3 separate regions of the Mus musculus genome follow, and all the other regions are linked to region 1. Evidence: chromatin loops called from intact Hi-C (ENCODE). Cell type or tissue: heart. All regions are shown on one strand. Links, peaks and the distances in the headings refer to the core of each region. The heading gives the core; the rest is flanking DNA.

Region 1 (10,366 bases), core at 1,237-9,236:
CAGCTACAATGTATTTATATACATTAAGTAAATAGTAATCTTACAAACAAACTGAAAGATCCTGACAGAATGTAAAAGGTCACAGAAGCCCTGAAATTGGCAAAATAGGTTTTATTGCTAGCAGAACTAGCTTCACTGATTTAGAAAAATAGAGGTGCACAATGCTCTGTCCACTCCTTAAACCTGTGTGTCTGCCAACGTTTTGACCATTCCTTGACCCGTGTGTGTGCCCACTGATGAAGCCCATTGCCAGGTGTTTGTGATATTGGTTGCTGGGAAAGAGTCGGAAAATCTCCCCAGCAACCACAGCCGGGCCAATCCTGAGTTGCTACACCTGCACCAGACTCTTTCCTTATACCCCTCCCATACCCATTTCTTGAGAATAGACATTGTTTAGATCTGGAAATCCCCTACTCTCCCCCTTCTCCTTTCCCCCCTGAGGGCCTATAAAAACTGGGATCTCTTTCCCCTCGAGGTCGACTCCTCTACCCCTGCGTGGGATATGAGTCGTCCCCAGAGCTCTGGCTTTCCCCGAATAAAGCCTCATGTGGTTTACATCAAGCTTGGTCTATCGTGAGTTCTTGGGTGTCTGCTATTGTTCTGAGGCCTGATCGAGGGGCTCCTCTCGGAGTCTTTCAAAACAAACAAACAAACAATGATGCTTGAGGAGACCCAGATGGGCCTCGGAAGCCTGGATGTTGGAGCTTGTAACACCGGCATAGCCCCTAACAGGAAGGGCGGTGGTTAACCAAGGTGGGTCTAGGAACCTTCAACCTGTATGGGTCAGGTCCATAGAGGAATGTACCAGGAGACAAGCCAAGGACTTGCTGCAAGCTAATCTGTGGAGTGCCTAGCTCTGCCTTTTGAACAGTAGAGCGGCCACCAAAGCCCTGTGCCGGCTGGCCTGTGTGGTCATATCACCTTGGTCAGTCAGGACCAAGGTCCTGCTGGCTGAAGAGGCAGTGGGGAGCAAGAGCTCAGCCCCATCCAATACCTTCTGACTACTGCTATGTTCCTCTCACATTAGCAAAGGTCATGTCAGGGTGTTACCACTGACCACAGACCTTCAAACACCAGCTGATTAGAAACTTCCTGGATGAGCCTGGGGTTCATAAGAGCCTAGTGAATGGGCCAGATTCTCACTTCCTTCATCCCTTCAGCTGCATTCATTGCTCACTCATTCACTAATTTACACACTCACTCACTCACTTGCCCATTTACCCTCACTCACCCACAAACACGCCCGTTCACTCATTTATCATTCACTCCATCATGTCCCATTCTCCCCCCCCTCTTTCCCTTTCTCACACGCCACACTCTTTCCATTCCTCCCTTTCCTGCTCACTCTCACCCTTGCTCATCTCTCCCTCCATCTCTCGCACACTACTACTCTTCTCTTTCCTCCCTTTCTTCCTCCCTCGTTGGCCTACCTACTCCACAAAGTGCCCCTGTCGTCCAGTAGTGAGGGAGGTGGGCCACGGTGAAGATCACCATACCATCCTGAGGTTCATGGAGGAGGAATGGAGAATGGCGAGTGTCTTAGGGTTGCTCTAATAAAACACCACGGCTCAGCAGTTAAGAGCACTGGCTGCTCTTCCAGAGGTCCTGAGTTCAATTCCCAGCAACCACATGATGACTCACAACTATCTGCAATGGGATCTGATGCCCTCTTCTGGTGTGTCTGAAGACAGCAACAGTGTACTCACATATATTAAATAAATAAATAAATAAATAAATAAATAAATAAATAAATAAATAAAAAACACCATGAACCAAAGCAGGTTGAGGGGAGGTGGGGAAGGGGAGGGTTTATTTCAGCTTACATGTTTCAATTGCGGTTCACCCTGAAGAGAAGTTAGGGCAGAAACCTAGATGTAGAACCTGATCCAGAGGCCATGGAGGGATGCTGCTTACTGGCTTGCTCTGTGCGACTAGTTTAGCCTTCTTATCTATCTATCTATCTATCTATCTATCTATCTATCTATCTATCTATCTATCTATCTATCTGCTTTTCAAGATAGGGATTTCTCTGTGTAGCCTTAGCTTCCCTGAAACTTGCTTTATAGACCTGCCTACCTCTGCCTCCCAAGTGCTGGAATTAAAGGCATGCGCCACCACACTCCCCTACTCAGACTGCTTCCTTACAGCACGCAGTAGTGGGCCTCTCTACCACTGGCTGGTGTTTCACAGAAACAGAGAGCTTAGCTTTCTCAGATCTCCAGTTGTGAGGGCTCGTTTTGTGTCAGCTTGGCACGCGCTAGATTCATTCTAAAGGAGAGGAATCTCAATGAAGAAAATGCCCCGCCCGGCGGTGGTGGCGCACGCCTTTAATCCCAGCACTCGGGAGGCAGAGGCAGGCGGATTTCTGAGTTTGAGGCCAGCCTGGTCTACAGAGTGAGTTCCAGGACAGCCAGGGCTACGCAGAGAAACCCTGTCTCAAAAAACAAACAAACAAACAAAAAAAACCAAAACAAACAAAAAAGAAAGAGAGAGAGAGAGAGAGAGAGAGAGAGAGAGAGAGAGAGAGAGAGAGAGAGAGAGAAAGAAAGAAAGAAAGAAAGAAAGAAAGAAAGAAAGAAAGAAAGAAAGAAAGAAAGAAAGAAAGAAAGAAAGAAAGAAAGAAAATGCCCCATCAGGCTGGCCACTGGGCAAGCTTTGGGTAAGTTTTCTTGGTTGATTATTGATAAGGGAGGACCCAACTCACTGTGGGCAGTGCTACCCCTGGGCTGGCAGTCCTGGGTGCCATGGGATAGCATGCTGAGCCAGCTGGTAAGAGCAAGCCAGTAAGCAACATCCTCCCTGGCCTGTGGGTCAGGTTCTGCCTCCAGGTTCCTTCTTTGAGATCCTGCCCTGACTTTTCCCAAGTGATAAACCACAGCCTATAAATTAAAACAAACCCTCTCCTTCCCAAGCTGTTGGTTTTTGTTTTGTTTATTTGTGTTTTATCAAAGCAATAGAAACCTCAACCAGGACAGAAATTGGTACCAGGTTTTGGGGTACTGCCGTGATAGCCCTGCTATGTGTTTGGGGGAGGATTATGGATGCATTTGAAGTGGGAGCTGGAAAAGCCAGTGTGTGCTCAGGACTCAGAGGCCTGCTCTGTGGGACATGAGAAGACCATTGATAGCAACATAGATGACGGTGGGTTGGCTCGTGAAGCCTCAGGAGGAAGTTTGAAAGTCCTTCAAAGACCATTGGGGTCGTTAGCACTTAATTTTGAGTTAAGAATAATTAAAAGTGAAACCTTGGTTTTGCTGGGACAATGGATGCTGGTGACCTGGGGCTGAAGAATCAGCTGTGATTAAGAAGAGAAAAGACAAATTGAGAAGAAAAAAAAATCTTCCGGGAAGCGTTTCCTTGGTGTTCGCACACAGAAGCTGTGGTCCTCAGGAGATCAAGGCTACGTACGACTTGGGCTGGCAGCAGAAAATGGTAAATTTCAAGGTGGTGTTGGTTTTGAAGACATAAAGAGGTCCTAGAGAGCACTGCGTGTCAGGGCTGGAGTCCCTGAAGAGAGGCCTGGGGAGGCTATCGGTGAAGATGCAGGCCAGCTGCAGAAAAGACGTGAACATTTTAGAGATGTCAGTACCATGGGATGACCTCCAAGGACAGCAGCAGCTGTGGACTGGAGCTGTGGTAAGCTCTTGAGAGCCCAGAATATTGTGAGACACGGTGTCTGGTCCTGGTCATTATACTGTTGGACTTTAGTTTTGTTTTTATTTGACTGTAACTATGTCTTGGTTTTTCCTTCTTTGAGTAAGAATTTATCTCCTCCTCCTCTTCCCCCTCCTCCCCCTCCTCCCTCTATTCCCCCTCTTCCTCCTCTTACCATCACCACATCATCAGCACCACCACCACCACCATCGTCATCATCATCATCATTTTGAGACAGTGTTTCCAGGCTGGCCTTGAACTCAGAGATATACCTGCTTCTGCCTCCCAAGTTCTGGGATTAAAAGCATGTGCTACCATGCCTGGCTATTTAACTTATTATTATTATTACTATTTTACAGGAGCCACAGCTGAGAGAAGGAGAGTTTTAGATATATAAATATCTATATATTAATATATATAATAATTAATATATATTATATATAAATAGCCTTTGGATATTTTAGAGAGGTTTAAACTTGGGGAGAGATTTCAGCGGTTTTAAAGAGATTGAACTTTTAAAGACTGTAGTACTTTTAAAGTTATTTGTGCTTTATTAAAGTACTAGCATATTGTTACAATTTATTATAATACTAACACAATATTAACACACTATCTTGGGGACAAATGAGAAACGGAAGGTTCTAGTTGAGTAGTAACGTGTCTGTGTGGCAAGCTGACAACTGTGGTGGTTAATTTCATGTCACCTGGAGACAAACTAGAACCCTTTTGGAAGAGGGAACCTCAGCTGAGAAAATTATGTCACCAGATTTGTCTGTGGGCAAGCCTGGGTACATTCTCTTGACTGGTGATTAACGTGGGATGGCACAGCTCACTGTGGGCATTGGCATCCCTGGGCACCATGGTAATCCTGGATGCTGTTAGGAAAGTAAGCTGGTCTGGTGTGAGGCTTTGTTCCTGGTCTTATTGTAACTTATTGGGACGTGCTTGGTTGATAGCACTGGGAGGCCCAAGGAGGAGATCTGGGGGGGTTGGGGGGGGACTGGGAAGAGAAGAGGGAGAGAAAAATGCAGTTGTGATGTAATATATGAGGGAAGATTTAATTTTAAAAGGAAAGGAAGGGAGGAAGGAAGGAAGGAAGGAAGGAAGGAAGGAAGGAAGGAAGGAAGGAAGGAAGGAAGGAAGGAAGGAAGGAAGGAAGGAAGGAAGGAAGGAAGGAAGAAAGGCAGGCAGGCAGGCAGGCAGGCAGGCAGGCAGGCAAGCTGAGCAAGCCATGAGGAGCAAGCCAGTAAACAGCGCTCCTCTATGGTCTTCGCATCAATTCCTGCCTCTAGGTTCCTGCCTTGAGGTCCTGTTCTGATTTCCCTGGATGATAAGACTGCAAGATGTAAAGAAGTAAAACCTTTCCTTCCCAAGTTGCTTTTTTGGTCACACAGCTTTACCAAAGCAATAGAAACCCTAAGACACCAGTCCTGCCAGGGCCACTAGGGGGCAGCATCACCAAGCCAGAGCAGGTGCTGTTAGCACTGAGGGTGCCTGACCTACCCCAGTGCCTTTCCTTTCTGTAGCATATCCTTCCAGACATTTCTAAACAGCTACCTGACCATAGGTGCCACGGAATGATGGAGTCTTATTGCTTATGAATGTAGATTTATTATTTGATTTATTTTGAATTATTTATTTTTGCTTCGTGGGGAACTTCTGGCAACTCTCCTGCCTCGGTATCTTGAACGCTGGGTGTACAGGTGTGAGCCTCCCTCCATACTCAGCTTTAAATGTTGCATATTTTTTATTTAGCTGGAAGTACACGTGGCATGCAGGTGGAGGTCAGAAGGGACCCGCAAGTGCCCTTGACGCCCACTCTGTTTGAGAAACGTCCTCTTGATTTCTGTTACTTACTCCAGGCTGGCTGGCCCAGGCGCTTCTGGAGATATTCTCTCTCTCTCTCTCTCCCTCTCTCTCTCTCTCTCTCTCCCTCTCCCTCCTCTCCTCTCCCCCTCTCTGCCTTCCATCTCCACACAGGAGCCTTGAGATTACAGACATCTTGATGTGCCAGGTCTCACATGGTTCCTAGGGCTCCAGGCTTAGGACCTCACACTGAATACCCATACACATAGAGCAACCTCTGAGACCCAAAACTCAGTTGTAAGTGACACAGTAAATAGGTGTGTATACACAGGTTCTGTGGGGAGATTCCCTACTGGGTTTGATGCTAGGGATTAGATCGTTGGGCTGAACATCTTCACCTAGAACATGCCTTTCTGCCCTGGAACTGACTCCACTCTCCTCTCCCTGGGTCTCATATGACTGTGGAAGGTTCCTTGAACCCCAGTGTGTTTGAAGCCACAAGTCCCATACCTCTGTGCCTCAGCACCTCTTCTTTAATCTCTCCTTATTCAGCAGGCACTCTTCTGCCCTCTAAAATCAGCTGTTTCTACCCACATTTACATTTCCAAATTACAGGACGGTAACGCAGGCTACACAGGCCCTGTCCTGACAGCCACATCCAGTTCACAGCATTTCCTCTAAGATGACTCCCCTCTTACATCCCCACAGGATAATTTTGCTTTTTTCTGTATCATTAGACATGAAAGTGCAATCGCCCCACTGCTCCTAACACCTCTAAGAACGCTTTGAGAGCTGGGTGTGGTGGTATATGCTTTTTTTTTTAAGAACTATTTATTTTATGTATAGGAGTACACTGTAGCTGTCTTTAGACACACCAGAAGAGGTAACGGGGTTGTGAGCCACCATGTGGTTGCTGGGAGTCCAACTCAGGACCTCTGAAAGAGCAGTCAGTACTCTTAACCTCTGGGCCATCTCTCCACCTACCAATAGTATTTTTGTTGGTTTCTTGCCACAGACCACCGCAGTTGGGTATGGGAGTTCCTGGAATGAGGGTCCTTGAAGCTAGGTGGGTAAGGATTTGGGGATGACAAACAGAAACAAAACACAGAGGAAGTTTGAATCTGAGTGAATTCTGCCGCTCTCAAGCAGGGGATTTTATACATTAAAAAAACAAACATTACATCTCTTAGAAACTGTATCCAGTGAAACAATCACAAGTGCCAACAAAAATCATTTGGCACAGTAAAGCACAAAAATCATCCAAGCATTACAACTCTGAAACTATGTATTCAGTGAATCACAAACAGAGGTATCATTATTATAAATCATCAAAATATAACAATTCTAAAAGGATGTATTCAGTGGGGGCTGTCGGCCAAGGTCAGTGGCATATTTCCAAGAGCAGGCAAAGAAATCTTTAATGGTCAGTGCTCTTAACTGCTGAACTAACTTTCCAGCCCCATGGTCAATTATTATTTAACATCTAGTGCCTGATTTTTTAATAATCTTCAATGTATAAATTTAAACTATTTTAACTCTTTCTAATTAAGGCTTTCTTTACCATATACCAAAATCCACCTCTGATGATACACATGTAGCAATATGAAATTTTATTGTTGGGAAAAATTTTATCTATTATAATAGTTTTGTAAATGATTTAAAAAATAAAGCGTTAGTTTCCCTGGGGATGAGGTCATGTTAGTGACCCCATCTCTATGGATGGGTACATTATTCTCGCTTAAGATCTTGGCCTAGGCTACCAGGAACATGTAAATAAGAAAAGGAATAAGAGAAAACAAAATAGATAGATTGCCATGAGAACTATGGCTCAATATTTTTCTCTGGTGAAGAGTTCCACAACCGGTTCCAGGAGGCCTCCCCCTTTTGAGGTTGATCATCTCAGTCTGTGGAACTTGTCATACAGATCCTACTGGAGGTGACTCTCTCTCTCTCTCTCTCTCTCTCTCTCTCTCTCTCTCTCTCTCTCTCTCTCTCTCTCTCTCTCTCTCTCTCTCTCTCTCTCTCTCTCTCTCTCTCTCTCTCTCTCTCTCTCTCTCCTTACATTTATTATGTAACAGCTTTTTCCTGCCTGCAGGCCAGAAGAGGGCACCAGATCCCATTACAGACGGTTGTGAGCCACTGTGTAAAGGCTGGGAATTGAACTGGGGACCTCTGGAAGAGCAGGCAGTTCTCTTAACCTCTGAGCCATCTCTGCAGCCCTGGTATATACTTTTAATCCCAGCACGCACGTGGGAGGCAGAGGCAGGAGGATCTCTGTGTTCAAGGCCAGTCAGGTCTACAGAGCAAACTCCAGGACAGCCAGAGCAACACAGAGAAACCCTGTCTCAGAGGGAGGGAGAGGGGGAGGGGGAGGGGGAGGGGGAGGGGGGAGGGGGAGGGGAGAGAAGTGGGAGGGGGAGGGGGAGGGGGAGGGGGAGGGGGAGAGAAGTGGGAGAAGAGAGGGGGAGAGGAAGAGAGGAAGGAGAGGAAAGGAGAGAAAGAATGTTGAAAGTCAACTGATCTTCAATAACCACAGTCAACCTTAATCAGGAAGCTAAAATTTTACCAAAGCCCATCTATAGTCCATAGAGCTCTCGCCAGTGTGCAGAGCATGTGAGACGGCTCTACCAGACAGGCATAAGAACTGGTAAAGTGGGGAGTGATCAAACCCCGGGAGTCGCAGAGATCTGAGGCGGCAGAAGTGGAGCTGTCCCTCCCAGCCACTAACGCCTGCTCTGGAACAGGAACTCTGACCAACAACTGAGAGGATAGGGGAGCTCTTCTCCGTGCTAATGAGGCCAACGACCTTCCCTATCTGGACCTCATGCCCTTCCCTCGAAATTATGTAATCCCTGGTTCACCCCTCAGGCACTCCACACTCTCTCCCAACTGGACCGGATCCTGCTAGTCTCAGGCCCAGTTCTCCCCTTCAGGTCAGTCTTGTAGCTGGTGTTCTCATGCCCTAAAGGGAGACCAGGTCCTCCTGTTTCTCTCTGTCTCTCCAGGGAGTACACTAGCGGTGCCTGAGTACCCAGAGCGGAGACCGGGAACCACGCAGAGCACTCGGCACAGATCCCGCTTTGCCATGTGGGTCCCGTGAGCAGCTGACACCCCGAAGAGCATCTGTCTTCTGAGCCACTAAATTGGCACTGGTGAAGAGAGGCAGAACCCAGGGCCCACAACGAACTCGGGTACCACACCAACGTCTCCAACTCAGGCTACTTCCTTAAGTGCTTCGGTTTCCAGCATGTCCACTCCGTGACTGTCTCTAACCAAACTCACTTCCTTATTATTCTCTCAGCTTTAGACTGGGTGCTTATTTCTTCTCAAGAAGAGGAATCTTTTCAGTTAAGGAAATGGGTGGAGACCTAGATCTGGGCTCTAAGCAGGAATATGCTCACCGTGTGCATATGTGTGTGTCTGCGTCTGTGTGCATGTGTTGTCTGTGTGTGTGTGTGTCTGTGTGTGTTTGCTTGTTTTGTTTTTCAAGACAGGGTCTCTCTGTATATCACTGGCTGTCCTGGAACTCTCTGAGGACCAGGCTGCTCTCAAACTCATAGATCTGCCTGCCTCTGTGTCTCACGTGCTGGGATTAGTGTTCACCACCACTGCCTGGCTTCTATATTTTTCTATATCAAAACAGACTGTGTTCTGATACTTCCAACCTCATTATAACCCAAACAGGGGCAACCTGCTCCCTGTACTGATCTTTGATTATGTGGTGGTTTGAATAAGAATGGTTCCCAGAGGTTCATGAATTTAAATCCTTAGTCACCAGGGAGTGGCATTATTTGTAAGGATTAGGAGGTGTGGCTTTGTTGGAGGAACTGTGTCACTAGGAGTAGGTTTTAAGGTTTCAAACGCCCACACCAAGCCCAGTGTCTCTTTCTCAGCCTATAGATCAGGGTGTAGTTCTCAGCTACTGCTCCAACACCACACCTGCCATAATGATAATGGACTAAGCCTCTGAAACTGTAAGCAAGTCCCAATTAAACATTTTCATTATAAGCACCGCTTTGGTTATGGTGCACCTGCACAGCAATTGTACAGTAACTAAGGCAGAAGTTGGCACCAGGAGTGGGGTCTTTCCCTGAAGTCACCACTCCCTTTATTCTTGTCTTCTTTATAAACGTCGCCTTGGTCATGGTGCCCCTGCACAGCAATAGTACAGTAACTAAGGTAGAAGTTGGTACCAGGAGTGGGGTCTTTCCCTGAAGTCACCACTCCCTTTATTCTATTTAGCTTCAGGCTTTCCTTTAAACTTTTTGTTTCCTTGAGCACAAACATAGCTCCATTACACTTCCTGGTGTTCTTTTCCCCCCCTCAAAATGTATATTTTGTACTTCTTTTTATCCAGCTTGCTCCCTTTCAATATAGCTCTGCATAAGAGAGATTACTAGTAACCACACAACACAGTCAATACTAGAAATCTCTTCTGCCAACAACATTCATGTAAAACTCTTTAATTTAGCCTCTGACAGACTTTTTTTTGGACAAGGGCAAAAAACAGCCACATTCTTTGCCAAAATATCACAAGAACATCTAGGCTTACTAATATTCTTCCCCCTCTGAAACCTCTTGAGCTGAGCCCCCACAATCAAAATCGCCCTCAGCACTGTCTGTCATGCTCCTACAAGGATGGCCCACTAAGCCCCACTAAAAGTGTCCAACCACTGCTAAAGTTCCAAAGTCTCCCATGTTCCTCTAAACAACAGCATGGTCAAGCCTGTCACAGCTGTATCCCAGTCCCTGGCTGATGTAGATAACAATGCTACTGCATATTTGTTTGAGTACAAAGATTCTCATACAAATGAAAGTTTCCACTGGATCATGGCAAAAGAGAATCTCAGCCCATGAACCAATTTCCACACTTGAGACAGTTTGTACACCCAACACTTGTTGAGTG
Region 2 (10,366 bases), core at 705-8,704, 98 kb after region 1:
TGCCAGTAACACGTTTTATGCCACAATGTCTAGAATATTGCTGTGTTCTAACGGATGCACATGTCCAAGCGTCACCGGTTTCCACTCGCAAAGGCATCTCCAAGGTAGCCACCATCTCTAATGAATGTGAAATCTCAGAACAGCTCCTTTCAGAACTCAAGGCAAAAGCCCCCTGGAATTCTGAGCACGTAACGACTGTATGATAGATTAGCACATAAACGTATTTTAATTGTTCAAAATCTACAAAATGAAACACACGAGCCAGCTGTGTGTCATTGCTCTGAGGTGGCGTCACTGAACTGACTCTGGATTCCTAGCGCAGTCTATTGCATCTCTGTGGGCTGCCATGCTAACTTTCCAAGCCTTGGTGGATTTCTCTCATCCGGAACGGCCTTTTCTGCTGCCCATGTAGGTTCCAGATCAGACTCGTCCAAGGACTATTATTCTGATTTAAGGAATCCTCTAATTTCTGTTCTATTGTCTCCGTTCTAGCACTTAATCTTTTCAGTCTTCATTTTCTTTCAGTCTGTTTTATTCTGATCTCACTTAAAGAAGGTATATAAAATTGTAGTCATGAACTGGGTCTGCCAGAATGCCAGTGTAAAGAAGAAATAAAACAGAGACGAATGGTGGCACAGGAGGCGGGAGCCATGGTTTGTCGGCTGGAGAAACACTGGGTTGCTGCTTTCTGACCAAATGCTTTTCTGTCTGTGCACAGCCACAGCTGTGTGGCAGATGGAGAGGGACAGCAGCCTGAGAAGGATCCCCATCCAGCAGTAGATTTTAACTGATTTTAACTGATCTCAGGGAGTCAGTATTGTTTTTTTTTCCAAATAAAGGAATTATATTATTTCCTCTGCAAAAAAATTGTAATCATTACTGAACATAAAATTATTTTTATGCCGACAGTCAAAGCAAAACTATATGGGGTCTAAATGCCCCCTTCTAGAGTGTTTCCCTTTTTTTAAAAAAGATTTATTTATTTATTATATGTAAGTACATTGTAGCTGTCTTCAGACACTCCAGAAGAGGGAGTCAGATCTCGTTCGGGATGGTTGTGAGCCACCATGTGGTTGCTGGGATTTGAACTCTGGACCTTCGGAAGAGCAGTCGGGTGCTCTAACCCACTGAGCCATCTCACAAGCCCTGTTTCCCATTTTTTAACATGGAAAATATTTTCTTTTTTACTCTCTCTAACTCTCTCCTTCCTCTGGAGACTTTCCTTTAGTTCTTTCTCTCTTGTTCCTTTGGAAACTATTTCTCTCTCTCCTTTCTGGGAGATTTAAAAAAAATATCTAAACTCAGTGTTTCTATGGTTGGCTGTGTTCAGTTTCCTTATTTTCTTTAGCCTCTATGCACCTTTTAAAACATTTTTATCTATTTATCTTTTTTTCCTCCAGAGACTTAATCGTCTATGTGCATTTATTTCTCTATTATTGCCTTCCAAACTTAGTATCTTTTTCTGCATTTAACTTTCTCTAAATTATTTCTCATCCTTGTGTGGCTTACTCTTTTTAATGTACTTAATTCTCTTCAAGGATTTTATATTACTAGTCTTAAACTATTTACATCTATCTATGGTGCCATACCCAGTCTTTTTCCCTTTTTAGCATTTAAACATAATTTCAAACATTTTTTACCTGATCAGGAGTTCATTTATCTGCACTACGGTTTCTTCTTGTGTCTGTTTGCGTTGGCCAGAGCTGGTTCTGTGCCAAGCCCGACCCCTTCCCATTCAGCTCACAGAGAAGAGGTGTTTCTGCCGTCCGTGTGTGTATCTGGCATCAGAGGCACCAGCTAGGAATGGTGTCACACCAAATGCTGACCCTTCCCCTGTGGCCTGCCACCTCGGGGCTGAATTCAGCTACTCTGTCCTCGTTACAGGCTCTGTATGTCCCAGCTACAGGCGGAAGCTCAGCCTCCCCCACATCAAGGTTGGGTCTGGCCTGTAACACTCTCTCTTCCAACCCTTCTCCTGAATCACGCTACACTTGGGGAGTCACAGCTACTGTGGCCCCAGGATCAGGTATAAGAGCTCCTTTTCTATTCTGCAGATGTGCGCGTGTGTGTTTAAAGATTTATTTATTATATAATTTAAGTACACTGTAGCTGTTTTCTGACACACCAGAAGAGGGCATCTGATCTCACTACAGGTGGTTGTGAGCCACCATGTAGTTGCTGGGATTTGAACTTAGACCTCTGGAAGAGCAGTCAGTGCTCTTAATCACTGAGACAACTCTCCAGCTCTTGCTCCTGCCCTGCTCGCCCTGGCCCCTCGCTGTAGCTGTCTTCAGATACCCCAGAAGAAGGCAACACATCTTAACCGCTGAGCCATCTCTCCAGCCCGTGTGTGTGTGTGTGTGTGTGTTTTAAATATATCCACCTTTGTACTGCCCTGTGGTTTCCCAGTTCCTGGCTAGAGAATCATCTTCTACCCAGTTCTTAGGTTCTAAGCTTAGATTTCTAGTCCCACATTGGGCATCAAACACAAAATAATTCTTCAGAGGGTTTTCTATGTCCCTTTGCTCCCAAGTGACAACAGGGCATTTCTACACCTGTTCTAGACAGAGACCTGGCATCTTTATTAACAAGCTGCAAGCACTAAGCTAGGCAGACATTTATCTATCCTCACACTCTATGGCGGCCAATGCCAAGACACACAGTCCTTGATTTGCATCTGAACCTCGCCTTGGCTCTTCGTCTGTCTGTGTGTCCTATGGCCCATCACAACCTCACAGCAGATCCTCCCAGTCCATACTCACGCTTTCCACTGTTCCCTCCCCACTTCTGCTAATAGGCCATCAGCTTGTTACTGACAAGCGATGCTTCCACACAGTACACGAGAGGTTATCCCTGCACCAAGGCCCATGTCCTGTGTGTCATGAGCTACATGGCGATGACATAAACAGTCCCAGGCCTGGGGCAGTCTCGAGGTACATGCAGCCTTCATCCTGCTCTGTGGTGGCTTCCTTAGCCTCCTGCAGTTTCTCCCACAAGGGCAGGTCATGGCCAGTCTGTGCAGCCCAGGGCTTGCTCTCTCCCACGCTCTTCTTGGCGGTTTGGTTCTGCAAAGCCTTGCTGCTTTGTCCTTCCTGCTGTGGTGATGTGTCCCTGCTCAGTAGCAGTACTGTGATGTCTGGAGCAGCTGCCCTCTCATGCAGTAGAGGGCAGCTGTCAGCTCCGTGTCCCCTCAGGGGGACCACAGCCCTGCTTTTACTGTGATGTCTGGAGCAACTGCCCTCTCATGCAGTAGAGGGCAGCTGTCAGCTCCGTGTCCCCTCAGGGGGACCACAGCCCTGCTTTGTCTGTTGCCTCCCACCTGAAAGCTCTTGTTTTGTGCATTTTCTCCCAGTTGAAGGTGAGAACATGACTTACCCTGTCACCCCATGGCTCCTTGTTATGGTTGGATCTGGACTGTCCCCTCACAGGCTCAGAACTGCGGAAGCTCAGGAGGCGGGGCCTGGTAGCAGGGCCTTTGGAGGGGAGAGCTGAGCCCAGTTCTAGTCTACTCTCTGCTTTCTGATCTGTAATGAAGTGAGGAATTGGGGCTGGAGAGGCGGCTCAATGGTTAGGAGAATTGGCTGTTCTTGCAGAGGACCTGACTTGGCTTCCAGAGCCCGCACAGCGGATAACAAACATCTGTAATTCCAGTTTCAGATGACACAATGGCCTCTTCTACTCTCCACTGACACTAGGAGTGCATACGAAAATGCAGGCAAACCACTAATACACATTAGCTTAAACAAAAGCAGACATCTGCTTGCTGCTTCCTTGCTTTGAGTGCCACCTGGTGGCAACATCTGAATTCATTTTTTTTTTTTTTAAAAGACCATCTTGTTAAGTAGCCCTGGCTGGGAGCAGATATAGAGATCCCTGCCTCCCAAGTTCTTTGGACAAAGGCATATGCCACCACACCCACTGCCTTTAGTGTCTTGAGCCCCTCAGAGACTCCTTGTGTCAAGGAGATGGTCACCCAACACCATCCCCAGAGAAGAGGGCCGAGGCGGCAGTCACTGGTGTGCTGCCACGTGGAGGAATGATTTATTAGAACAAATTTCATGACAAATCATATAAAATAACCATTTCCTGAAAGACATCCACAAGACCGCCTGAGAACAATGTACAGAGATACCTTCAGAAGCCAGGCATGTACAGTACCAATGCCGGGTTGAAGGCTAAAGTGACAGAGGAACTAAGTATGGAGAGGAACACCAATTTGTGCATTAAAAAAAAAAAATTACACAGTGATGACCAAGGGTGGGAGGCATGGACTCTGCAGGACAGCCGTTTACTTACAGGGAGCAGGCTGTGGGCAATGTGTGGGACATGCAGGCGGAGCAGCCAACAGGCTGAGCTGGCACCTCCTCCAGACAAACAGCAAGCTCTACACACACACACACACACACACACACACACACACACACACACACACACACATACACACGTAAACATCAGGTGGGCTGGGCAGAGGCACACAGGACCCGTGCATGACTCTATCAGCTAAGTGTAAACAGGGAGACCCATGCTACCCCTGGGCTCTGGGCCCCCCGCTGCAGCTACCTCTCCCAGCAGACAGGTCCTGTTCAGGAGCAACGCCCACACACACATCAGGCAGGTCCCAGAGCACACCCATGCCAGCCTGGTCAATAAGGGACTGTCCCCATCCCACTCCAGCCACCGGGCTCTTTGGCTTAGTGCCTCCAGAAGCATCAGCAAGGGGCAGCAGCAGGGCAGCTACCCTGCTCACCTGGCAGGCCCCAGCCGCACAAATCCTGAGAAAGCATAACCAGTAGTGAGCCTGTCCCTGCCAGGCCTCCGCAACGGATCGGGCCGCAGGAGCCTGCTGCAGTTACCACTTCCTGCCCGCACCATCTGGGACGGCAGGGGCAGGTACATGGTTTAGATCACAAAGCCAGGAGCTTCCAAATCTCTTTCTGCCACTCTGGTAAAGCACTCGCCACAACCAACGGGATTGCTGGCCCACCTAGCTACACCCAGCCCCACTGTAAGGAAGCCCAGTGTCCCTAGCTGGGATGAATCCACTCAGGAGAGCTTGCTGGGACAGTACCCAAACTCAGTGGGTTTGGCAGTTGTGTTGGCACCAAGGACTTAGAACCACTCGTCTGCCCAGGTTGATGGACTCTGCAGCAGCTCCGGCCGTGGACTCAGTAGGAGCCACAAGGCAAGTGGCCTCCTTCCTGGGCAGTTTGGGGACATGCCAAACCCATCCAGCTCCTGTGTTTGGCACTGACTGGCCCCAGGGTCCAGCTCCTTTCTCTGTCTGGCCTCAAGCCAGCACATAGGGATGAGACGGGGCCTCCCAGGCTGGGCCTGGACCTAAGCGGGGCCTGCAAGTTCCTGCAAGGGAGCAATGTACTCTTTCCTTTAAAGCTACCAACAAAAACAATGGTGATTGACAGGAGGTGAATATGGGGCCTCACCAGCTGGCCCTTGGCAGTGGACACCCCAGGGGCTAGGCTGGGAGGCCTGTGGAGGTGGGGGCGCCATGGGCTGGATGAAGTGGTTCAGGTGCTGGCTGAGGAGGGTCTGGAAATGGGAGGCACCCATCCATGGGGCTATGGCACATACAGGGTTTTCACAGAGAACCTCCTGCAGCCAGGCAGGTGGGCCGTGGGATGGATGCACAGGACACACGCGCAGAAGAAGGCTGGCCTTGCCCGCCTCACAGCTTAGATCAGAAACCTCTCAGCATCAGGAAGGAAGGCAGGCTCCGGGAGGCCGGGGGGCCCGCAGTTGGCCCGCTGTGGGAAGCTCCTGAGAGGCAGGGCTGGCAGCAAGGTATCCACCGAGGCAGGTGAAGTTGAGCTCTGAGCTGCTGGCCGGGCTTTCCCAAGTCCTGGCTGGCCAGACCCTGAAGGAGCCCTGTTTCCCATCAGTAGGTCGAGGTTCAAGCTGGGGTCCACGATGGCATTGATGACTGGAGGAAGAGATCAAAGAGTCCAGTTGAGAATCTGGCTATAAGCCTCTGAGGTCGCCCTTGCCTGCCCTAGGTCTGGGCCACACCTACCTTCTAACTGCTTCTGTACGCGTCGAAGTTCCTTCAGGATGGAGCTGATTTCCTGGGAGGACAGAGAGGAGGAAGGTTGGAGGGCAAGAGTAGGAACATGCAGGGCCCCCAGGGCCTCCTGGTGGACTTGGATTAAGGATGTGGCTCAGACCAGCTCAGCAACGCCCACTGGCTGGGAGCCAGGCCGGAGGATGGGGGTCCAGGCCCGAGGGTAGAGGTCCAGGCCCGAGGATGGGGGTCCTGGCCCGAGGATGGGGGTCCAGGCCCGAGGATGGGGGGCCAGGCTCAAGGATGAGGGTCCAGGCCCGAGGATGGGGGGCCAGGCCCAAGGATGGGGGGCCAGGCCCAAGGATGGGGGGCCAGGCCCGAGGATGGGGGGCCAGGCTCAAGGATGGGGTCTCTGTCTCTCACCTTGTTGGATGTCTTCAGGATGGGTACTTCATTCTCAGAGTTGATTCTGGCCTCTAAGTCCTCCCAGGCCCGGCCTGTATTCTGGAAGAGGACCCTGAGAGGGGAGCAGGGACAAGGGCAGTGACAGAGAACACAGAACAGCTGCTCCCCTGATATTCTCTGGCCATAGTAGAGCTGATTCAAGAGGGAAACTGACACCCGGAGCAGGAGTGTGGCTAGCTACCTCATGCTCAGATGGGAACAGCTCAGATAGGGCCAGAGAGAGAGAGGAAGCAATGGGGCCCCGACCCCAGGGAGCAGTGAAGACACACAGAGACTGGCTACCCACATGTGACCTATCAGGCTGCATACTATTGCTAGATGCAGCACACGTGACCTGTTGGCACCCAGGGACTACCCGCTTACTTCATCTTCTCAGCAAGATGCTCCGTGTTTTCACGAATGGCATGTGACAGCTGGGACACCGGGTTTAGCATCAGATTATCAAAGATCACCTGGAAGGACCTGGGCATTAGTATGGCCGGGGCCCTCCCCTCTCCACCCAGCTAGCTGGCCTCCATCCAGACACTAAGACACGCCCCAACCCGCAGCTACGCAATGTCAGAGGGGCACCGTGCCTCCTCACGGTTCCGAGGCCTCGTCTTGTTGGTCAGAGCATCGTCTCGGCTGTCATTCATGTTCTGGTCCAAGTTGTGAGAGTTCATAGAGCCAGGCGGCACTTTCTGGAAGTTCAGGCTGGCCTCTGGTATACGCTGTACCAGCTGCAGAGAACAGAGCATTGGCTCGGCTGATGCAGAGGAACCACTAGGGGGTGCAGTGAGCCCCTGCACTGCTTCAGTCAGAGAAGAGATAAAACAGGACGTGACAGGCCTGGGCCCGTCTGCATCTGCTCCGGATCCCTCCCAACGCCCACTCCCTTGGAAGGACAAGTTTCCACAGCACAAGCTCTCGGGATTCTGTAAGGATTCTTATTACAGCCCTCACACCAAGAAGCACATGGTGGATTTGACCCTGGCAGATGAGCATGTGCCCTTGAGAGGCCTGAACTCACCTCTTCCCGGGCTGAGATGGTTGAGGCAGGGGTGTTGGGCACATTCCCGAGAGATGGGCTGCGAGTGGGGCCTGGGGAGCCCAGTGAGTCCCCGTCTCCAGCCACATCATGGATCTCCCTGGCCAGGATGGCCACATCCTTCACTAGTGTCTGGCTTAGCCTGCAGCCAACAGGAAAAAACAAGTTCTGCTAGTGGTCCTCTTGGGAGAGCCCCAGTGCACAGAGGAGGGCGGTGAGGACCCACAAGCATCCTGTGCAGAGTCAGGTCCAACTCCACTGCCTGAGGCTGTGCTGGGTAAAGGCCTGGGCCTGAGGTACATGGCCTGCCCGAGCTGGGCCTGGGGTGTGTGGGGGTCTGACAGAAGCGTAGGGTCCCCAGACGTTCTCCTCTTCCTGCACACCAGAGCTAGTCACTGGCCATCAGGCCCTCCCAGAATGGATGTAACGTAGCCTCAGAGTGCATGGGCACCACCTTGGTGAGCAAGGAAACAGAGGCACGGGAGGAGTGAATAGGGGCTCCTGAGTCCAAAGGTCAGAGTTGTAGAGGGACCTTGTGGCTCTTCCAGTATGGCTGAGAGCTAAGTTCTGATCACACCATGGGGGAGCACACATCTGACAAGGGTCCTGGGGCTTGTCCCAGTGAGGCACCTGGGCAGCCAGGAGACAGACGACAAAGTAGGCAGCAGCAATTCCCTGGGCTTGCTGCTTTGAGGACACCAGTCTAACTAGGTTCCTGGACACATGGCCAGCCCCGTCTTTAGGGAGGTCCCTGAAGGGCCCACATCCTCTCTCTTGCCTTCACAGTTCTTCAGGCTCATTACCACCATGATCCACACACTTGAACCCTCAGCTCCAGACTTAGGGTATCCTACGACTCTCCTCTTGGGTCTACGTAGGACCTGCATCCTAGGCCTTTGCCATACCTGCCTCTCTCCAAAAGCTTCGTCATGGTTCCCCAGATGGGTGACCCAGGCTTCTCATGGTTCTGACATCAAGAGAGCACAGAAGCAGGTCCCCCTGACTCTAGGTGACACCAAACCTCCAAATGTTCCCACTTCTTCCTGTGCTGCTTCTCTTGGGGCCTCTTTCTACAGGGAAACTGCAGCAGTCTCCTGGGCCCACCAGGAAGGCACACCAGAGCTTGAGAAGCCCACACGGGCCACACCTCTTCCTGCTCCTTCTTATACTGAGACCTGAGGAGCCTTTGTCCCTTTGGGTCTCACTCAAGGGCCATACATCCTCCCGTACACCCCGCCTGCCTCTCAGGAGGACCCTCTTTGTCAACCCATCTCTCTTACCCTGTCCTCTATGTGACCTCATTCTACCACGGCCTCAGCTTCTGCCTGTGAGGTTACAGTAACTGTGCCCCCATCCACACATGGGCCACTCATGAGGGCCATCTGTTTCTGGTCACCTTCTCAGTGTCTCAAGAGCTCTCAAGAACAGCAACCTCAACAAAATTCCTGAGGTCCACCTTGTTCCTAGGGGACATCTCTACAAGCTTTCCAGTGCCTGGGCACCAGGACACTGGCCATAGCCAGCTAGATCCATCTCCACACACCCTTTCCCAGAACACATCCCAAAGAATGGCCTCATGAGGAAGTTTATTTGGAATAAACTGTGGTCACACTAGCTCCTTGAACCCAAAGTTCCCCGCCCTCCTAGAGAGACACCCACCGGTCCACCTATCCATCCACCCATCCATCCAAATATCTACTCATCAACTGAGCCATCGCCTAGTGACTAATCCATCCATCCACATACCCACTCATTTATTCATTTATACACCTCTTTGTTGTTGCTGTTATTGATTTTGAGACAGGATTTCTCTGCGTAGCCCTGGCTGTTCTAGAACGAACTCACTCTGTAGACAAGGCTGGCCTCAAACTCACAGAGATCTGCCTGCCTCTCCCTCCCAAGTGCTGAGATTAAAGGCATGGCACCAGGGGGTCTCATCCACCCACCCACCCACTCACATAGCCACCACCCACCAAATAATCTCTAAATCTACTCAGGGTCAGAAGCCCAGCCTAGCCCTGGCCCTTAGGCTGCTCTCAGCCAAGGGAGGGGGCCTCTGGCCTGGCCCTGACTGGTCACTCACCTAGCAATCTCTGCGATCTCTGCTGTCTGCACGATGAAGCCGTAGGGGTCAGGCTCTTCCTCGTCATCATCTGTGTCTCGGGGGCCCTGGGAGCGAGCCCGGGTAGAGCTGCTGCCCCTTGGGGTCTGTGTGGCTGTTGAGGCATGGGAGCGTGTGTGTTTAGGGGAGCTGTGGTGGGACCCATACTCCTCCTCGGAGGTGGACGTGTAATCCGAACCCTGCTGCCGACGCCTCGTGTCTTGAGTGAGTGGTTTGGATTCAGAAGCGAGAACAGAACAGAGAACACTCAGTGCCTCGGTAGCCTCAGGGTCCCTCAGGATGAGGGCCCCGTGCTGCAGGACAGGTGCATCACAGCTGTCCTCAGAAGCCCCTAGCAGAAGCACCCCCAGCCCAAAGGACATGCAGGGCCAGGGACTGGGCACTCCTGGGGTCAGTGCAGCATCCAGGGGGCAGGGAAGGGGCAGAGTGGTAACCGGCTGTGCCCGATGAGATGAGAGCATCTCTCTGGGCACCAGGAAAGGATGCTGGGCAGATAATGAGGTAAGCCACACACAGGGACCAGATATGGCACCACAAAGCTGGCTCACACAGGTGAGTGAGGTCAGACCATTGCCAGTCCAAGCCAGGTTCCCACAGCCTTCATCAGACCTACATCCTTAGGTATGGCTGCCTGGGTAGAATCTTAGATTCCTTGCTTAGAGCTGTTTTGAGTCCCAACCAGCATCAACAGCAAATGCACTTTGGATGAGGGCTGGACGGGGCCTGCATGCTCAGC
Region 3 (10,366 bases), core at 1,224-9,223, 190 kb after region 1:
GGACTTCCGATCAGGCTCACCCAGTGACAACTCAGGGGCTGAAGAGATGGAGGTGTCCCTGGCCAAGCCCAAGCACCGTGTGGTGAGTCTGGGCTCTGCTTCTGCTGGGGCTGCCAGGGGTTGTGGAGGGACCTGGTAGGTCCTGGTATTCCTGCCTGGCTTCCTGTATGGGTCTGGGTACCCCTGGCTCCTCTGGACATGGGCTGAGGACACCTCAGTTGGCAGAGTGCTTGTCCAGCGTGCATGAGACATGAGACCCCAGTACTTAAAAGTAAGTAATATGAAGATGCCCGCTGACTCCCAAGGCCCAGCGCTCTGACTAGACTGTGCAGAGCCCTTCACTGACTGCACAGGCCAGCACATGTGAGAATGGGCCTGGCTTGTGGCCAGCTCTCTTGCTGTTGGCTAACTTGGAGGAAGCTTGCTCACTCTGGACACTGTCAAGCCGAAGGCGGTGGCATATGGTTTATTACCATAGGCTAGTTGTGGTGAGCAAAGGCTCTCTCTAACCGGGCTCTGTCTACTGCCCACAGACCATGAACGAGTTTGAGTACCTGAAGCTACTGGGCAAGGGCACCTTTGGGAAGGTGATTCTGGTGAAAGAGAAGGCCACAGGCCGCTACTATGCCATGAAGATCCTCAAGAAGGAGGTCATCGTCGCCAAGGTGCAGGGAGGGCAGGCTTGGAGGGAGGCTGAGAGGAGTGGGATGCAGGGGAGATAGGTGCTCACTTGGTTCTGCATTCCAGGATGAGGTTGCCCACACGCTTACTGAGAACCGTGTCCTGCAGAACTCTAGGCATCCCTTCCTTACGGTAAGCAGTGGCCATCAGTCTGGCCCCTGTGGGATAGGGAAGAGTGGGCCAGAGTGGGTCACTCCCACACTGTTGCCTTTGCACCCATACACGGACGGGCAAGGGCTTCATGGGCATCAGGTAGGCTGATGGAGGGCGGGGCTGCAGTCATGCCCCAGCTGTAGTGTGCAGGAGGCAGGAGTGAGACTCGTCTTCTCACTCTGCTGAGACCTTGAGTTGCCCCAGCTCTCCATCCCTGCAGTCCTCTCAGACCCGTCTTCTAGGCTGGTCCCTCAGGGTTGATTGTTAGTGAAGCTCAGTTACAGTAGCTTGATTGAGTTCCAGAGTCAGCATCTTGGGCTTATTCCACCCGTGGTCCATGATGGAAAGGTGCCGGGGTGGCTCAGTGCACCAGTTCATAAGCTGTTGTGTCAACCTCCCCATCTGGAGGCTCTTGGGAACCCCAGAACTTGGTATAGTTAACTTCTAAGCCATCTTGCCCTGCAGTTGAACCTAGACCTCGTGTCTCTCATCTTAAAATCTACCAGTTGGCATGTGGCCTGCATCTGTAGCCCCTGCTGAGTTCTAGGCCAGCCTGGGCTACGGTGATACCCAAGATGTGCCCTGATCCATCTTGGGGTGGCAGTGTCACTGTGCTTAGGCTTGCCCTGCTTCCATTCCAGGCCCTCAAGTACTCATTCCAGACCCACGACCGCCTCTGCTTTGTCATGGAGTATGCCAACGGGGGCGAGGTAGGGCCACAGGCAGCTTCAGACCTGGGCACTTGATGGGTGAACTTGTCCCTCTGAGAGCTTTGAACCCTCTCTGTAGTACAGATCACTGGTGCTGCCAGCCCTGGCCATGTGAGCCTGTAGCTGCTCGTTTGGGGATGTCTTATTTCTGCTGAGTTGGAGTCTCGCAGTCTCCAGTTCTCTTTGGGGGCTAGTTCCTAACCTTCCCTCTGCCTGTGGGTAAGGGTTGGCGGGCCCTCACACAGGCCTTCCTCAGCGCGCTCCACCCCACAGCTCTTCTTCCACCTGTCTCGAGAGCGTGTGTTCTCCGAGGACCGGGCCCGCTTCTATGGTGCGGAGATTGTGTCTGCCCTGGACTACTTGCACTCCGAGAAGAACGTGGTGTACCGGGACCTGAAGGTGTGCTTATGGAGCAGGGCGGGTGGGGGCTGGGGGGTCTGGCCTCACTGACTGAGCGCCTTCCCACACAGCTGGAGAACCTCATGCTGGACAAGGACGGGCACATCAAGATAACGGACTTCGGGCTGTGCAAGGAGGGGATCAAGGACGGTGCCACTATGAAGACATTCTGCGGAACGCCGGAGTACCTGGCCCCTGAGGTGCTCTGCCACTTCCTGTGTGTTCCCTTACATCCTCCCACGCCCCGACACAACGCTGACAGAGTCCCCCATCTAGGTGCTGGAGGACAACGACTACGGCCGTGCAGTGGACTGGTGGGGGCTGGGCGTGGTCATGTACGAGATGATGTGTGGCCGCCTGCCCTTCTACAACCAGGACCACGAGAAGCTGTTCGAGCTGATCCTCATGGAGGAGATCCGCTTCCCGCGCACACTCGGCCCTGAGGCCAAGTCCCTGCTCTCCGGGCTGCTCAAGAAGGACCCTACACAGAGGTAAGGGCTGCCGGGGCTTCAGGCTCAGCCTCTAGACAGTGCTGCTGCCCACTGTACCCGCCACAGTCTCAGTCACATGTCGGGTGGGGTGGTCAGGCAGCTAGGGGTATCCCTACCCTGCGAGTATCCCCGTGACCTGTCACCTTGCACGCAGTGTCTGAGCCCTGGACCTGTCTCCTACCCACAGGCTCGGTGGGGGCTCCGAGGATGCCAAGGAGATCATGCAGCACCGGTTCTTTGCCAACATCGTGTGGCAGGATGTGTATGAGAAGAAGGTGTGCATCTGGCCACTGTGCCCATCTCTGGATCACATACGTGTGTGCATACATATAAACACTCTCACTCTGGCCACTGTGCCCATCTCTGGATCACATGTGTGCACACATGCAAACACTCCTGTTTTTGCTGGCTCAGACACGCATGCTGGGCCCACAGCCTTGTGTAGTCACATGCCCCCACAGAGCCACAGGGTTGTGCACAGCCTTCTCGCTCGCACAGAAGAGGGTAGTATGCTGCCCTGCATACCTCGCACAGTCACCTGGCCTCTCCAGGCCCTCAATTGTGCCCCTGTTGCCTACACCTGTTGCTTGCTCCTGTCCTTTGCCTGGAGATCGCCTCATGTGCCCTATGATGAAAGCTAGCCGAGGGTGGGGGGTAATGTCTAGGTGTCTCCAACTCTAGGGCGAGCCTAATCCCATTCTGGGACGGCCCCTGCCCGTCTGGCACAGTGTAGGCCACTGCAGAGAGCAGAGCCCCTTGTACTCACCCCTAAGTGTGATTCTCTTCAGCTCCTAAGTACCCCTGGCCCAGGCTGATGAGGGACACAGCAGGTGGTCTCAACACTCTACCTTGATGTGTTGGGTGCCCTGTTACCCCCTGCCTTGAGTGTACCTTCTAGATAACACGGGGCCAGCAGCATGTGGGGGTGTGGATGGCATGCCTTTCCTGCCCACACTCAACTAGAGATCCCATGAAGTCCGCATTGCCCTCACACCAGATTTGGGAGGGATGGCAATTGAGGGTCCTTGCCTGTGAGACCCAAAAGGATGTTAGCAGCCTCCAGTGCATACACCACTCTGCAGCTTATCTTCTTCATGGGCTGTCAGTGAGGCAGGCGAGCTCACCTGAAGACTGCTTTGAGTCCTGCCACAGCTGTGGTGGTGCCACTGTGTGCCTTTAGTCCCAGCACCTGGGAGGCAGGAGCAGGTGGATCTCTGAGTTTGAGGCCAGCCTGGTTTACAGAGGTAGTTCCTAGGGCTACACAGAACCCCAGTTTCAAAAAATGGAAAGGGAAGAAAAAAAAAAAAACTCAGAAGGGAAATGACAACCAGAGAACGGAGTTCCCACTGCCTGGAGGTGGGCAGTCACTACCCTCTCGTCACTTTGGGCATCTCTGGGCTTGCTCTCCCCTGCCTACACTGCCCTACCCAGTTCCATCTCCTAGAGCTGTTCCCTAGTGCTAGTGCCCACCCGATAAGGTCAGTATTGCCCAGAGAGGATGGAGGGATTGGAACCCAGTAGTAACCAGGCCTTCTGTTGCTCCTCAGCTGAGCCCACCTTTCAAGCCCCAGGTCACCTCTGAGACTGACACCAGGTATTTCGATGAGGAGTTCACAGCTCAGATGATCACCATCACGCCGCCTGATCAAGGTGAGGCCACCCCACTCCATGGCCCCTCAGTGTCTGGCTTGCACTCCTGCTTTTTTTGGGGGGGAACTGGAGTTAACAGGTGGTTGTGAGTAGCCACGTGGGCACTGGAACTGAACCCGGGTCCTCTACCAGAGCAGCCAGTGCTCTTAACCACTAAGCTCTCTCTCAGCCCCAAAACTAAAAGAATCAAACAAACCCTTTGGAGGGTGGTAGCAGCTTGGCGGGGAGGGAGGGAGTGTTCTGAGGGCCAGAGTCACTGCCCCCTCACAGGGCCCCCTTGTATCCTCTGGCATGTGTCAGGTGGGCGGGCTGTTTCTAGAGATGGTCTGAGCCCTCCTGTGGCCCACAGATGACAGCATGGAGTGTGTGGACAGTGAGCGGAGGCCGCACTTCCCCCAGTTCTCCTACTCAGCCAGTGGCACAGCCTGAGGCCTGGGGCAGCGGCTGGCAGCTCCACGCTCCTCTGCATTGCCGAGTCCAGAAGCCCCGCATGGATCATCTGAACCTGATGTTTTGTTTCTCGGATGCGCTGGGGAGGAACCTTGCCAGCCTCCAGGACCAGGGGAGGATGTTTCTACTGTGGGCAGCAGCCTACCTCCCAGCCAGGTCAGGAGGAAAACTATCCTGGGGTTTTTCTTAATTTATTTCATCCAGTTTGAGACCACACATGTGGCCTCAGTGCCCAGAACAATTAGATTCATGTAGAAAACTATTAAGGACTGACGCGACCATGTGCAATGTGGGCTCATGGGTCTGGGTGGGTCCCGTCACTGCCCCCATTGGCCTGTCCACCCTGGCCGCCACCTGTCTCTAGGGTCCAGGGCCAAAGTCCAGCAAGAAGGCACCAGAAGCACCCCCCTGTGGTATGCTAACTGGCCCTCTCCCTCTGGGCGGGGAGAGGTCACAGCTGCTTCAGCCCTAGGGCTGGATGGGATGGCCAGGGCTCAAGTGAGGTTGACAGAGGAACAAGAATCCAGTTTGTTGCTGTGTCCCATGCTGTTCAGAGACATTTAGGGGATTTTAATCTTGGTGACAGGAGAGCCCCTGCCCTCCCGCACCCGCTCCCGCGTGGTGGCTCTTAGCGGGTACCCTGGGAGCGCCTGCCTCACGTGAGCCCTTCTCCTAGCACTTGTCCTTTTAGATGCTTTCCCTCTCCCGCTGTCCGTCACCCTGGCCTGTCCCCTCCCGGCCAGACGCTGGCCATTGCTGCACCATGTCGTTTTTTACAACATTCAGCTTCAGCATTTTTACTATTATAATAAGAAACTGTCCCTCCAAATTCAATAAAAATTGCTTTTCAAGCTTGTGGTTTGCTTTCTGGTGTGGAGCGTCACAGCCTTGTTAGTGGGTGGGAGGTGAAGGGGTGTGGCTGGGGTCACATCAGGGTGGGTCCTGGGAACTGGTCCCTGAGGCTCCAGGGGATGTCGTCCTCATGGCAGGACACTCCTGACAGAAGTGGGAGGATCTTGACTGTCTCTGGAGTCTACTCTTGCAGTGACCCTCCCTGGCCATCTAAGACACCTGCCAGCCCCAGCTGTCGTGTGTCTGGCAGAGCAATAAGCCAGGCCCTGATACCAGGAAGGATAATGCGCTGGCGATACAGTTCAAAAAGGCTCAGGAGGCTTTGGTTGAGGTGACATAGCACATCTGTGACTGAACAGAACTGGGGACTGTTCTGGGTCTGGACAGAGGTGACAGGAACCAAGGTCACTCTAGAGTGTCTGCGATCCTGAGTCCAAGCCGCCACCAAGATATACTGAGTATGTTGCTGGTGACACCTGGTGACTACTGGTGGAACTGCAGCAAGCAACAGCAACTGCTCAGCAAAACATTTAGAGGCCTCCAGCCAGATGGCCTCCCCTAAGGCATGGACTACACATATACAGAGCCTAGTGGCTGGTGGCCTTGCTGGGATGGTGTCTGACTCCTGCAAAGTTAGGGTGGGTGATGATCTGGACCTCTGGAAAATAAGAATATCCACTTCTATAACAGCCAAAGATTTTCTCTAGATGACCACAAGCCCTCTGGAACCGTACACAGCATTGCCTACTTTGGGTTTGTTTGTTTGTTTGTTTAGAGACAGGGTTTCTCTGAATAGCCCTGGCTGTCCTGGAACTCACTTTGTAGACCAGGCTGGCCTCGAACTCAGAAATCTGCCTGCCTCTGCCTCCCAAGTGCTAGGATTAAAGGCGTGCGCCACCACTGCCCAGCACTTACTGACTTTGAAGTAAGATTTATAGACAACACCGGCTGGGTAAACACCTTTAGTCCTAGCACTTGAGTTCAAGGCCAGCAAGGTCAATGTAGCAAGATCCAGTCAGGAGGGAAGAGAGGGAGGGAAGGAGGAAGGAAGGAAATAAGGACTGTAGTGCTTTCTGTGGCCCTCAGACTTAGCACTAAATCTTACCTAAAGTGGCTGAAACGTAGAAACAAACACAGCTAAAGCCAGGGCTGGGCCGGCTACAGGCTGCTCTTTCCACAAGACCCCTCAGGTATGTGTCTCTAGTACAGAGGAGGGAGCCCTGAAGTTGTGCCCTCAACACAGAGGTGGGCAAAGCTCTCTTCCTGAGCCCACTGTTACTCATGAAAGCTGCCCAACATGATCATTGTAGGTGAGAGCGGACATCTAGGGAATGCTCTTGGGAAGTGGTACCCTCTCCCCGAAGACAGGCCTGGCCTAGCCTGAACCACCAGAGCAGATAGGGGATAGACCCTGTGGCCATGGTAGGGTCTGGTAAGCTTAAATGAGGTAAGTAATTCATAAGGCAGGAAGTAGAATGGTGCTTGCTAGGGTGGAGATCGGTGGGAATGAGGTGTGTAGCCACTTGATGACTATAGTTTCCATTTAGGGAAATGACCTACACTAAGGCCAAGAAAGGAGGGAGCAAAGTTTACTATTTGTCTTATGGGAACCGAGTTGAAACAAGACCTTTTGAGTTCTGTTCTAGGATATAGTTAAGTGTTTGTAGTATAGCACTAGAGAGATGTGAGCAAACACCTATTCACCCCAGCTAAGGAACCAATGACAGCAGAGTACAGATACCACCAAAGCCCGACCTGGAGGACCAGTGAGTTTGACAGTGGCATATGAGAATATAGGTTGTTTACAGGAACAGAGATGACTCAGAAGACAGCTGCATTGCCAAGGCATGGGTGACAGCTCACAAAAGCATACCCCAAAACAAACTACAGGCAGCTGAACAGGCTAGAAAGTGATCTGAGCCTCGAGGCAGCTCAGCTGATCTGAGAACGTTTGGGAGGGGAAGCCCTAGTGAATGTGGTCAGTTTCAGGGACTTCCTAAAGCCCTCAAGTTTGCTTGCTGAGCTTAAGGAGCTTCCCTGCAGGAGTGTTCTACCATGCCCCACCCTCACCATCCTGTGTCTTAAAGAGCTCTCCAAGATGGAAAACTGCTACGCAACAGTAATGGTGACAATGGCTTTGTCAGGCATGGCTTTCACCACAAAGGAGAGGCCAGGCAGTCTGCATTAGGAGAGGGAGGCCTACCTACGGAGCATGAAGATGGTGGTGAGGATCCTGCCCATATCCCTTCTTTTTTGTTTGTTTTGTTTTGTTTTTTTCGAGACAGGGTTTCTCTGTGTAGCCCTGGCTGTCCTGGAACTCACTTTGTAGACCAGGCTGGCCTCGAACTCAGAAATCTGCCTGCCTCTGCCTCCCAAGTGTACCAAAGTGTATTAAAGGCGTGTACCACCACCGCCCGGCTTCCATATCCCTTCTTTATTGGGAATGGGGACTGCTTCTTGTTCCCTCCCTTGCTCTCAACAACGTGATTAATTAACACCATCAAGGATGCTTTGATCCACTGGCAATCTGCTGTGCAAACTTTGGCTATCCTAGCTCTCATCCCCCAGTCTTCTCGATCCTTTTCACAAGCTCTCTCAATCTCCTCCCACACCACAGGTGGATGCTCAGCAGGCAGGGTTCTCAGCAGAACCTGGGTTCATCTCATCCCCTCTGGGGTTATCATCTGACGCTGGGTGCTGTCCAATATCTAAGTACTTTGTTCTTTTTTTAAAGTTGGCTAGGGACCGGGGCATCTGTTGGCAAAATGCTTGCCATGTAAGCATGCCCCAAGTTTGGCCCCCACAATTGTATTTACAAAGCACAGCGGTGGCATTGGTTTACACTCCTAATGCTAGGGAGGCCGACGCGGGGCGGGGGGCCTGAGGCTTGCTGTCCACAGTTTAACTTAATCCGTGAGCTCCAGGCCAAATGGGGCCTAGCCTCAAAAGCCAAACCACCCACAAACCAAATAAAACCCAAACAACACCAAGTAGATTGCTGGCTCCACACATGCAAACTCAGGCATGCACCCCACACTGACATGCACACTCAAATACACTCCCCGCTACCTCATGGCTGGATGCTGGGCAGATTACTACAAGTCTGTGACATGTAAGATGTCATTTGAAGCTACGTCACAGCTCTCAGGAATCTGCATGGCAGCTGGAAGGAATAACAAGCATCCATCTGTATTCTCTATGGTGGATCAGAAAAGCCTACAGGGCTGTGCAGTAAGGACTAGGATGCTTCTGAGCCCAACCCAGAGAGACATAAACGAACATACAAACACCCAGAGGAAGGGCCTCCAGCCAAGAAGGGAGCCAAGAAGGTCTAAGGTGAAAGAAAGCATGTTGAGCATGCTGGGAGGTAGACTGAACCCCCAGCGGGGCAGGAAGCAGGAGAGGTAAAGTCTGGTGTTTATGAGAGAGGGCAGCCTGAAGGTGTTGGGGACTGGGCAATGATTCCCACTGGTGACAGAGATGGGCTAGCTACAGCAGAAGCTCATAGTACAAAGACTCTAGGCCAGGATAAAACAGCACCAGAAGCCATGGGATGGGTGTGGGGTACGGTCAGGGTTTGCTTTGGCCACCAACAGCCAGCTCAAGTGGCTTAGTGGCTTCAAGCCAGCTAATCGAGTCAGGTGTGGTGGCGCACGCCTTTAGTTCCAAAACTCAGGAGGCAGAGGCAGGTGGATCTCTGAGTTCAAGGACAGCCAGGGCTACACAGTGAGCCCTTGCCACAAAGAAAATTAAATAGACAGACAAATAGACAGACTCCAGTTAGGATCCCCAGATTCCATTTTCAGAGCCGCAGTCGCTGGCCTATCTGGGTGCCCTGCCCCGCCCCACCCCCAGCAAGGCTACAGCAGCTAACTGCTACCTTGGGCCCTAATGGGCCCAGCTCCTGGTCACTACCTACAGACCACCAGCTTCCACACTTAAAACCAGCCAGAGTCCCATTATCCACAGCAATAAGGGAACTTCCCAGGTGCGTAAGGCCTTTCCCCACCTCAGCCCTCTCTAGCCTCCTGCTCACGTAGGGCCTCTGGGCCAACTTTTCAGTAGTATAGGGAAACTTGAACCAACCCCATCTAGGACAGCACCTCCTCGATATGTATGGGAACTAACCGTAGTTGTTCTTAGAGATCAGGACAAGGAGACCTCTGCCCTATCTACCCAGCCAACCACTTGTAAGTAGGAGACCCAGGTGGCTGCAGTGACTGGCCCACCATTATCTTCCAGGCCATGTTACCTCCTGTGAACTCCTTAGAGCCCTGCATAAACTACCTCTGAAGATATGGTGAGGACTGTCACAACCACACAGGACATTCCACAGGGCCAAACCCCTGGAGGACAAGGGCTCATTAAATCACCTGGAACCCAGCAGTGTAGGTATTGATGGCTGCCTATGTGACTGACAGTGGCAATTCAGTGCCTGAGGTTGTCTAGCACGCAGGTGACCATTCTGCAGTCTGACTCCTGGAGTCCAGCTGCTTCCTCTTACAGCTGAGGGAGGACAGGAAGGAACTTGCTGGGTCTGGCTTGCCTGTTAGATGTGGGTAATAAGCAGGGGTCTCAATGCCAAGACAGCTGAGCTGCACGCTGCTGCGAGGGCTTGCCCCTGCAGCCGTCACTGCCACCCTAAGAACGGTTAACAGATGGAAGGGAGGGAGTCCTTGTGCAAATATAAAGAGGTTTATTCACTTGTTACTGGGTATAAAACATAACATATAAAAAGCCACCTTCTCTCTCTTTAGTGTGAACATCTTGTGCTGTCTGTGGCCACCTCAGGCTTCAAACATAGCACAGCTGGTGCACAGTGTCTTCTCACCATCGTCGGCATAGCTGCACAGTTGGTGGGAGAGAGAGAAGATACCTAAGTAGCTGAATGCATCCCCTCTCACTGAGGCCCTAATCGCATCACACATCAGAATGGGAACTTGTCTGAAGACAGACTCAGGTGATAGGCATTTCAGGGAC

Evidence for each region. Peaks named below come from ENCODE experiments on the same cell type or tissue, not always from the same donor. Only the 100,000 strongest peaks of a DNase experiment are listed, where the experiment ranks them.
Region 2: a loop joins it to region 1, with 9 times the contacts of the local background. A loop is called at or near these places in 38 of 42 quality-filtered maps.
Region 3: it touches region 1 in a loop (2.9-fold over the local background); 3 of 42 quality-filtered maps call a loop at or near these places.

What each region holds. Positions count from the first base shown.
Region 1 is chr12:112,838,754-112,849,119 of GRCm38, reverse strand. No RefSeq gene overlaps it. Among named protein-coding and RNA genes, the nearest start is that of Cdca4, 14 kb to the right of the region's middle. In heart, for the core only: no CTCF peak of the experiment used is centred there; DNase peaks (open chromatin) are centred at 5,109 and 8,299.
Region 2 is chr12:112,740,237-112,750,602 of GRCm38, reverse strand. Cep170b (centrosomal protein 170B) reads right to left here. Exons shown (of 19, transcript NM_001024602.3): 13 at 9,592-9,829; 14 at 7,491-7,650; 15 at 7,057-7,200; 16 at 6,845-6,933; 17 at 6,440-6,533; 18 at 6,029-6,080; 19 at 4,012-5,938. The coding sequence ends at 5,691. Among named protein-coding and RNA genes, the nearest start is that of Mir6940, 12 kb to the right of the region's middle. In heart, for the core only: a CTCF peak has its summit at 3,784 (motif pointing left); DNase peaks (open chromatin) are centred at 3,542, 5,512, 7,252, 7,672 and 3 weaker places; H3K4me3 peaks cover 734 bases; H3K27ac peaks cover 2,580 bases.
Region 3 is chr12:112,648,845-112,659,210 of GRCm38, reverse strand. Akt1 (thymoma viral proto-oncogene 1) reads left to right here. Exons shown (of 14, transcript NM_009652.3): 5 at 1-82; 6 at 534-665; 7 at 748-813; 8 at 1,476-1,544; 9 at 1,818-1,943; 10 at 2,015-2,143; 11 at 2,220-2,434; 12 at 2,622-2,709; 13 at 3,982-4,084; 14 at 4,434-5,390. The coding sequence ends at 4,513. It overlaps Siva1 (SIVA1, apoptosis-inducing factor), which reads right to left. Exons shown (of 4, transcript NM_013929.2): 4 at 10,059-10,231. The coding sequence ends at 10,174. Among named protein-coding and RNA genes, the nearest start is that of Mir6939, 5.3 kb to the left of the region's middle. In heart, for the core only: a CTCF peak has its summit at 5,879 (motif pointing left); DNase peaks (open chromatin) are centred at 2,831, 5,545 and 5,870; H3K27ac peaks cover 3,002 bases.